Linked DNA regions of Homo sapiens: region 2 is linked to region 1. A link is a contact called in ENCODE Hi-C data. All regions are on one chromosome and are shown on one strand. Each heading gives the region's core, a stretch centred on a gene start or an enhancer-like site at or near the end of the contact. The rest is flanking DNA. Distances are from core to core; before and after follow the strand shown. Region 1 overlaps LINC01934 (long intergenic non-protein coding RNA 1934). Region 2 has its middle 390 kb from the start of MIR548AE1.

Evidence for each region. Hi-C counts contacts between places; a loop is a spot of excess contacts on that map. Pooled maps may share reads with other maps.
Region 2: a loop to region 1 is called in a map with no recorded cell type, with 10 times the contacts of the local background. The contact joins two enhancer-like sites. A Hi-C loop is called at or near these places in 2 of 37 single-sample maps with no recorded cell type and 2 of 50 pooled maps.

The regions. Positions count from the first base shown.
Region 1 is chr2:181,306,938-181,311,149 of GRCh38, forward strand. All of the region lies in intron 3 of LINC01934 (long intergenic non-protein coding RNA 1934), which reads left to right. Among named protein-coding and RNA genes, the nearest start is that of MIR4437, 3.4 kb to the left of the region's middle. RefSeq lists a silencer at 2,811-3,011. Within about 2 kb of position 2,399, at least 5 of the 41 ENCODE cell types and tissues checked have a DNase peak (open chromatin) inside an H3K27ac peak, as active enhancers do.
Region 2 is chr2:183,991,133-183,995,344 of GRCh38, forward strand. No RefSeq gene overlaps it. Among named protein-coding and RNA genes, the nearest start is that of MIR548AE1, 390 kb to the right of the region's middle. Within about 2 kb of position 2,024, at least 2 of the 41 ENCODE cell types and tissues checked have a DNase peak (open chromatin) inside an H3K27ac peak, as active enhancers do.

The sequences.
Region 1 (4,212 bases), core at 1,149-3,648:
ATATTCTCTGCTTTTTTAGACAGGATGTACATTTATAGACTGTTTACTTAGTAACTGAAACCTTTGCTTTTTTCCTCTTTGAACAAATCATGAAATGTAAAGTTAGAAGGGAGAAGTTTGTTTTAGCTACTTAAAAATGTAAACCTCATCTGGGGGCAGAGTAGAGATTCAAAATATTCTTTAATAACCTAAACTGAAAAAACTTTAAAACATTTAGGCTTTTCTTATTGGCTATTAAGATTTCTTAGAACTTACTCTGTAAAATATTTTGTGATATTAATGACATTTGAGTGAAAGCCACTTCTAGTACCATTAATGGCATTTTTATGTATAATTTAGAATTCTTTCTATATAGAAAAGTCTAAGGAAATCATGAATATGTTCCCGGAATTGGAAAATCGTCTGTCTGCTTGAAAACTGTCTCTGGCAGCACTGTAGCAGAGGGGTAAAGTGGTCTGGGCTGGAGTCCCAGCTCTGCCCCTTACTGTCCAGGTAAACTTGGGCAAAGTCATTTCTCCTCTGAGAAGGTACTCTCTTTGAAGATACTATCTCATTTGGTTGAACTATAGAATAAATTTACAGATGCAAAGAACTCAGAAGAATGACATAAAAGAGGTATTTAATAAATGTTATTCTGACACATTATCCAATATAGAAACAAGTAAACATCACTTCAAAACATAAAAACAGAAAGCCATTTAAAAAACAAATAAATATATTTGTAGCCAAAAGTGAAGATTATTTCTTAAAACGAATATATATATATATTCCTTTTTTGAGACAGAGTCTCATATTGTTACTCAGGCTGGAGTGCAGTGGTATGATCTCAGCTCACGTCAACCTCTGCCTTCTGTGATTCTCAAGTAATTCTCCTGCCTTAGCCTCCTGAGTAGCTGAGACTACAGGTGTGTGCCACTACGCCCAGCTAATTTTTGTATTTTTAGTGGAGACGGGGTTTCACCATGTTGGCCAGGCTGATCTCAAACTCCTGACCTCAGGTGATCTGCCCGCCTCAGCCTCCCAAAATGCTGGGATTACAGGCATGATCCACCATGCCTGGCCTAAATTCTGTATTAAATCTATCAGAGTATCTTCCACATAATAGCAGTTCAGTAAATATTTGCTGAAGAAATCTGGGTAACTAAAAGAATAAAATATAAACCTAGAGATCTTCACCGAAAAGTATTATTGAGATCTAATATGAGCTTATAAATGCATTAGGTCTATTTTGATTGAAGAAGAAATATAAGATGTAACCCAAGCTCTCAGAGTGGTTTCAATTAGTTGAAGAGAGAAGACCACATATATAACAGATATGGGGATTATCTTTTGCACATAACAGGTTCTTAATAAATGATGAAGTATTTGAAATGATTGAGTGAAAATATCTGAAATAATTATAAATGATAACAGCAATTTAAGGCACTGTAAGGTAGGTGTTCTGGGGATAAGAGCCAAAGGGTTGATGTAGTTCACAATGCAGGGCTCAGGCTGATATTTAAGGAATATATAAATTTAAGCCTGTCATTCTCAACTCTGGTTGCACATTACAATAGTGAGTGCCCAGATCCCACCATAAGAAAATCTTATTTAATTGGTCTGAGGTGAAGCCCAGGCATTTATGTGGCATTTATGTGGTATAAAAGCTACAGAGGTGATTCTAATGTTCAGTCAAGGTGAGGATCTCTGGTATAAAATGGTCAGTGAGGACAGAGAAGAAATTCCAGGAAGAGTTAGAGGAAGAGGGATGGTAAAGGGGGATGATTTGTGTATAGGACCTTGAAAGGATGTATAGTGGTTCAAATGGGAGCTGTACTGAAGCTAGTCTAGTTTAATGTTGTGGTAACAAAGTCCCTGACTGGAGTAGCCTAGATAGGGATGGAAGTAATAGACATGTGGCTCTCTTATGTACGTGGGCTTTGATTTTTAGATACACCCAGCTTAAATCTCCTGGGAAAGGTTGCATAATCTCTATAGGCCCTAGATCTCTTATCTCTAAAATGCATAATAATTCTACTTCAAGTAGCTCTCTCATGAGGTGTGGGGACAAAACGACATGCTGAAAGAAAGAGATGAGTTCAAGATGAGTGGGAAAATGGTGATGTTCCCACAGAGGCAAGAAGATGAAAGTGCCTAAAAGGGAACAAAAGCAAGTCACATGCTTCACATATAGTCCTAGAAAAATAAATCATTCAAAAATTTATAAATAAAATACACTGTGGATTAATAAGCCGCTATTTTATAAAACAAATCTCACCTACCTCCCAAAGACTAGTAATACATTTTCCCTCAAAACTGACTCTACTAACTCAAAAATCAAATTAGAGATGTATGAGCCAACTTGGGCAAAATAAGAAATGACCCTCTTGAAAGTTTACTTAGTGTTTTTAAATGTTCCTATTAAGAAGCAGAAGTATGTAAGTCCCGTGAGAAAAAGCCAAATGAAAATAGGAAGTACTGAAAATGAAAGCCACATACGTTTTGTAAGAATTTATCCTTCCAAATTCTTTTGGTATACTTTTTCTACAACAAAATAATTGAAATTGTTAAACTTTCAAATGAATATAATCTACATGGCAGCATATATTAGTGCAGCTATTTTTAAATTGAGTGTAGTGGCTTAGAAACACATTAAATGATAATTAGGCACCCTTTTTGACTTAATACAAATAAAACGAAAAGTAATAAGTGAAGCAGAATGATCTAGGAAGAAGTGTTGATCTATAATTAAATTGGGGTTTTTAAAAATCTGAAGCTCATTAATTTACCAGGCCAACTTTTGAAATGGTCTCTAGGTATCATTGCCCGACTATATTTCTGTTATCTCCATGCATTGTTATGTACTGTCACTCACTTTATTGCCACAGAACTTTGATAAACAGACATGCAATGCCATTTCAAAGTAGAGAAGACAAGCTACAGAGAGGGATTAACTATCCCCTCAAAACATGCCTGGCTAAGCAGTAATAATGACGGGGCTGGAACACAACTTTCTTGAGTCTGATATTATTTCATTGTAGACTATCGTATGCATTTTAGTGGTCACCAACCATTTAAAATCAAATTCAGTAAAAATAATTATTCTATCTTTCTTCTGATTGTTATAACACAAGTGAAACCAAATGCATTCTCTTTATGGAATTTTGTATGACTTGGACTCTGATAAATGTTACTTTATAAAATAAGCAGTAGTTCACGTTTTCAATATGTGCAGAGCTCTAATTTTAGATAGACCCAGCTTAAATATTCTAGACAAGTGGCTTAATCTCTACATGCTTCAGATTTCTTGTCTATAAAATAGATAATAATTTATATTTTATATTTGTGAGGATTTAAGAATACATATAATGTTCTTAATATAAAATAGGCTCAATAAATATTATTTACATAATTTTGATGTTGAAAATAACTATTTCCTATGGCACACATTTACCTATGTAACAAACCTGCACTCCTGCACATATATCCCAGAACTAAAAATAGATAAATAAGTAATGATAAAAGAAAAAAATGCTAAAGTGAATTCTTCACATTGAAAAATGAAACAATGAAATAATATGATTTCATATGAAACCATAGGAAAATATAAAGCTCTCTATAAAAGGTAAATATATATACAAGTATAAGACTGTTATCATAATGATGGTATATAAAACTCTCATAATTCTGCTATAGATTTAGTATAGTGTACTACTAAACTGTACACTTAAAAAGGTATAAAATGTTATATTTGTTTTAGTTCAATTAAAATTTTATAAAATGAAAAAAGAAAACTAATTCATAACATGGATGTATTAATTTATTATTTATTACCAAAATTGCATTTTATAAAGAAAAATAGCAATCTATGTTATAACCAAAGATACTCTGAAAAAAAAATCAGGTTAAAATATGGAAAAATATTTCAAACAAAAATATGTGAAAAAATGAAAAGTACAATAAAAATATCAACATGCGTTTTTATGAAGCTAGACAAGTTTATTTTAAAGTTTATGCAGAAAAATACATACACAAGAATAGGGCCTGGCATGGTGGCTTATGCCTATAATCCCAGCACTTTGCGAGGCCTTGGTGAGAGGACTGCTTGAGCCCAGGAGTTTATGACCAGCCTAGGCAACATTAGTGAGGCCCTGTCTCTACAAAACATTAAAAAAAATAATAATAACCAAGTGTGGTCCCAGTTACTCAGGAGGCTGAGGCAGGAGAATCACT
Region 2 (4,212 bases), core at 774-3,273, 2.7 Mb after region 1:
AGTGCTTGCTTGTCTGGAAAAGCTGTTATTTCTCCTTTGCTTGTGAAGCTTAGTTTGGTGGGATATGAAATTCTTGGCTGGAATTTCTTTTCTTTAAGAATGCTGAAAACAGGACCACGACCTCTCCTGGCTTATAAGGTTTCTGCTGAGAAGTCTGTTCTTAGCCTGATGGGTTTCCCTTTGTATATGATCTACTCTTTTTCTCTAACTACCATTAAGATTTTTTTCTTTAGCATTAACCTTAAATAGACTGGTGACTATATGCCTGTTGATCTTCATTATGTATAGTATCTCACGGGTATTCCCTGGATTTCTTGTCTCTGGATGTCTATTTTTAGCAAGATTAAAGAAGATTTCTTAAATTATTCCTTGAAATATATTTTCCAGGTTGTTTACACTTCTATTTCTCTCAGATATGCCAATAATTTGTAGGTTTGGTAGCTTTACATACTTTTATATTTCTCAAAGACTTTTTTATTTTTTTAAATTCTTTTTATTTTTCTCTGAGTCTATCAGTTCAAAAGACCAATCTTCAAGCTCTGAGTGTCTTTCTTCTGCTTGGTCCATTCTATTGATGAAGCTTTTAATTTTTTGTTTGTTTGTTTTTGAGATGGCATTTTACTCTGTTGCCTAGGATGAAGTACAGGGGCAAGATCTTGGCTCACTGCAACCTCCACCTCCCAGGTTCAAGAGATGCTCCTGCCTCAGACTCCTGAGTAGCTGAGATTACAGGAATGCACCACTACGCCTGGCTAATTTTTAGTATTTTTAGTAGAGACAGGGTTTCATCATGTTGTCCAGGTTGGTCTCGAACTCCTGACCTCAGATGATCCACCTGCCTTGGCCTCCCAAAGTGCTGGGATTACAGGAGTGAGCCACAGCACCCAGCCTAAATTGTATTTTGAAATTCCTTAAGTGAGTTTTTTAAGCCTAGAAATTCTGATTCATTTCTTTTTAAGATGTTTATCTCTTCCTTCATTTCCTGGATTGCTTTAGGAGTGTCTTTGTTTGATTATCAACCTTGTCTTGGATCTCATTCAGCTTCCTTGCAATCCATGGCTTGAATTATTTGTCATTTCTGAGTTTCCATTTCAGTTAGGGTGCATTGCTGAAGAGCTAGTACAATCCTTTCTTGGTGTCACTGCATTCAGATCTTTCATTTGGCCAGAATTCTTGCACTGGTTTCTTCTCATCTGGAGATCCTGGCACCTCTAAGTTTTGTAATTATTTTTATGTGGGTAGGATTTTTTCTTTTTCTTCCTTTCCCTACAATGTTATTATTATTTTCTTCTTTCTCTTTCCTTTCCTCTCTATTTCTAGGAGTTGTAAGGCATGCTGGTAGGGTCTCTTGGCTTTGTTTCTATAGCGCTATGCATTTCTTTCAGCAGATTTTATATTAGGCTGTGGAGTTTGACATGTAAGCCCATGGATGGTGCTTATTGGTAAGAACAGACTGTGGCCAACGTGGCTGGGTATATACATAATCCTTATTTACTGGCAGCTCTCTGTTGCCTCAGGCATTGGGATGATTTGTGGAGTATACAGTAGTTTGAGCTCCCTGTTGTGCCCTAGGAGCAAGAGACTGAAGGGTGGGACCAAAACAGACAGGTTGACCTATGGGTCCCCCATGCCAGGCAGAGGCACCAGCAACAAGGGGAGAATCCAGTGAGTAGCCACCAAGCACCCAAAGGTGTACCTAGGTGTGGAGGTAGGAAGCCACCTACTTCAGCTCCAAGTTCTCTGCACAGGAGTAAGGGATGGCCTAGATTTCTAATCTAGTAGAGTGGGTGCTCCAGATGTCTGGAGATCTGCCTGGGCATGTAGCAGAGTGGGTCCTGCTGCACCAATATTTCTGCACAGGAGGGGCTGGGCAACTCAGACTGCTGATTCAGGTGATCTTGTGCTCCAAATGTCTCGAAATATGCCTTGGTTTGGAGTGGAGAAGGCCTCACTACACCATAATCTACATTTGGGAAAAGTGGGGCAGCTCAGGCTGCTGAATCAGGCAAACAGGTGCTTCACAAGTCTGGAGATCAGCCTGGGCATGGAGCAATGAGGGCCTCTTTGCATCAGAAACTCTGCACAGAAGGGTGGGGCAGGTCAGATTGCTGATCCAGATGAGCAGTTCTCTGAATGACTGGATTTCTGCCTGAGCGTGGAGCAGAAATGATCCCCCAGCACCAAGCAACTCAGGCTGCTGGACTAAACAAGCAGGTGCTCTGAATGCCTGGAAATCTGCCTGGTTGTGTAGTAGAAAGGATTCCCCTGTGGCTGGATCTCTGCACAGGAAGGGTGGGACAGCTCAGCATGCTGATTCAGTCAAGGTAGTACTCCAAATGTATAGGATCTGCCTGGGAATGGAATAGAGAGGGCCCCCCACACCACAATTTATGTCCAGGAATGGTAGTGTGGCTCAAGCTGCTGAACCAGGGTAACAGGTGTTATGGATGCCTTGATATCTGCCTGGGCATGGAGCATAGAGCCCCACTGCACAATCTATGTCCAGGAAGGGTTGGGTAGCTCAGGCTGCTGGTCCAGGCAAGAACATGGTCCAAATTCCTGGATTTCTCTCTGGGGGTAGAGCAGAGGGGAGCCTCTACTGCACCATGATTTCCAAGGAGCAGCATGGGCTACTCAGCAAAGTCACACACAGATGAGTTCCATGTCACCAAACTGGGCCTTGGTGCAAGTCTTGTTACCCAGGAGAAACCACAGCCGTAGGAGTTCTCTTCCTGCCCTAGGCCTGCTACAGGGAGGGCACAATTTTAGCCATACTGCTGAGGCACTTTCTGGCTGTGGAAGTCCCTACCCCACTCCAAAGCAGATACTCTAATCTCTGGTCTGAGACTAAAATGTTTGCACAGCCACACTGCCAGGTAACCAAGGAATGAATAATGAAATAATGAAAGCATCATTATCTGCAAGTAATGTGATTTTATATGTAAAAATTTCAAGACTCTACAGCAAAACTATTGAAATTGTTAAGTTAATGTATCAAGTTGCTGGGCTCCATTATGTATTACAATATGTTATATGTTTATACACCAGCAATAAATTTGGAACTTGAGAAAATAAGGTATTTTGATTTTGCCAAAAAATCAAAATATATAAATTACCTAAGAATAAATCTAATTAAACATGTACAAGACCTCTAAACCGAAAACTACAAAATATATTGGGGAGTAAAGTAGAAAAGTATCTTCATTATTTTGGGTTAAAAATTTTTCCTAAATGGGACAGAAAACTACTAATCATGAAGGAAAAAAATTACAAATTAAACTATGTGAAAATGAAAAACCTATACTTACCGAAAAATGTCATTTACTGAGCAAAAATGCAGGCCAGAGAATAAATGGAATTATTTGCAGTACATATACCCAATGAAGAAAGTTTTATATCCAGTGAAGAAAATGCAAATTACTCCTACAAGTGATTGAAAAGAAAGAAAAAGACCATCTGATAGAAAATGATTTCAAAAGTCTATAAGATGAAATAGAAAGTATGCATGAAGCACTGCTACTGCATACCAAAGTATAATGCTTATCTCAAAAAAAAAAACCACTAAGATTGCTTGGATTATGAGCTGAACGAGCTGCTTTTCTTCATGGAACACCATTTTCATTTGAAAAGTAACAGACAAATTACAGTTATTACAATTTGGGTATTTGTCATCAATTTTCTTTGTTAATCATAAAATTTGAATTTTCAGGGAAAAAATAGAAATTTTAGAAAATTTGCATTCACCACTGTAAGCTTGAAAGCTTACAGTGCAGAACACTTAGCTATCTGATTAGATCATTACTAATATTAACAAATGTGGTGGTTTTTATATTGTATGATATATATGTCAAAGTTTGGAAGATCTGCATAACTCAGTGAGCTAATGTTTTACAAATGACCAATGCATGAAGTAACACAATCTAGCAAGGGCTAAATTCCATTAAAATGAAAGAGAGATCAAGAGATTTTCATATAATGGAATATAAAAACTACAATGATATTTAGATTCCACATTGCAACTAAGTTTAAGAAACTACCATTTGTTGAGTTTGGGCATATTATCAGAAAGGAATAATAATAAATTATTTTCAGTAAAATAATCTGAAAAGATTTCTCTCTTTTCTAACTATATAACTACATGAGGAGAGAGTCTTATTATATACTTCAACCAAAAAAATATATTGCAACTTACTGGATGCAGAAGAAGATATG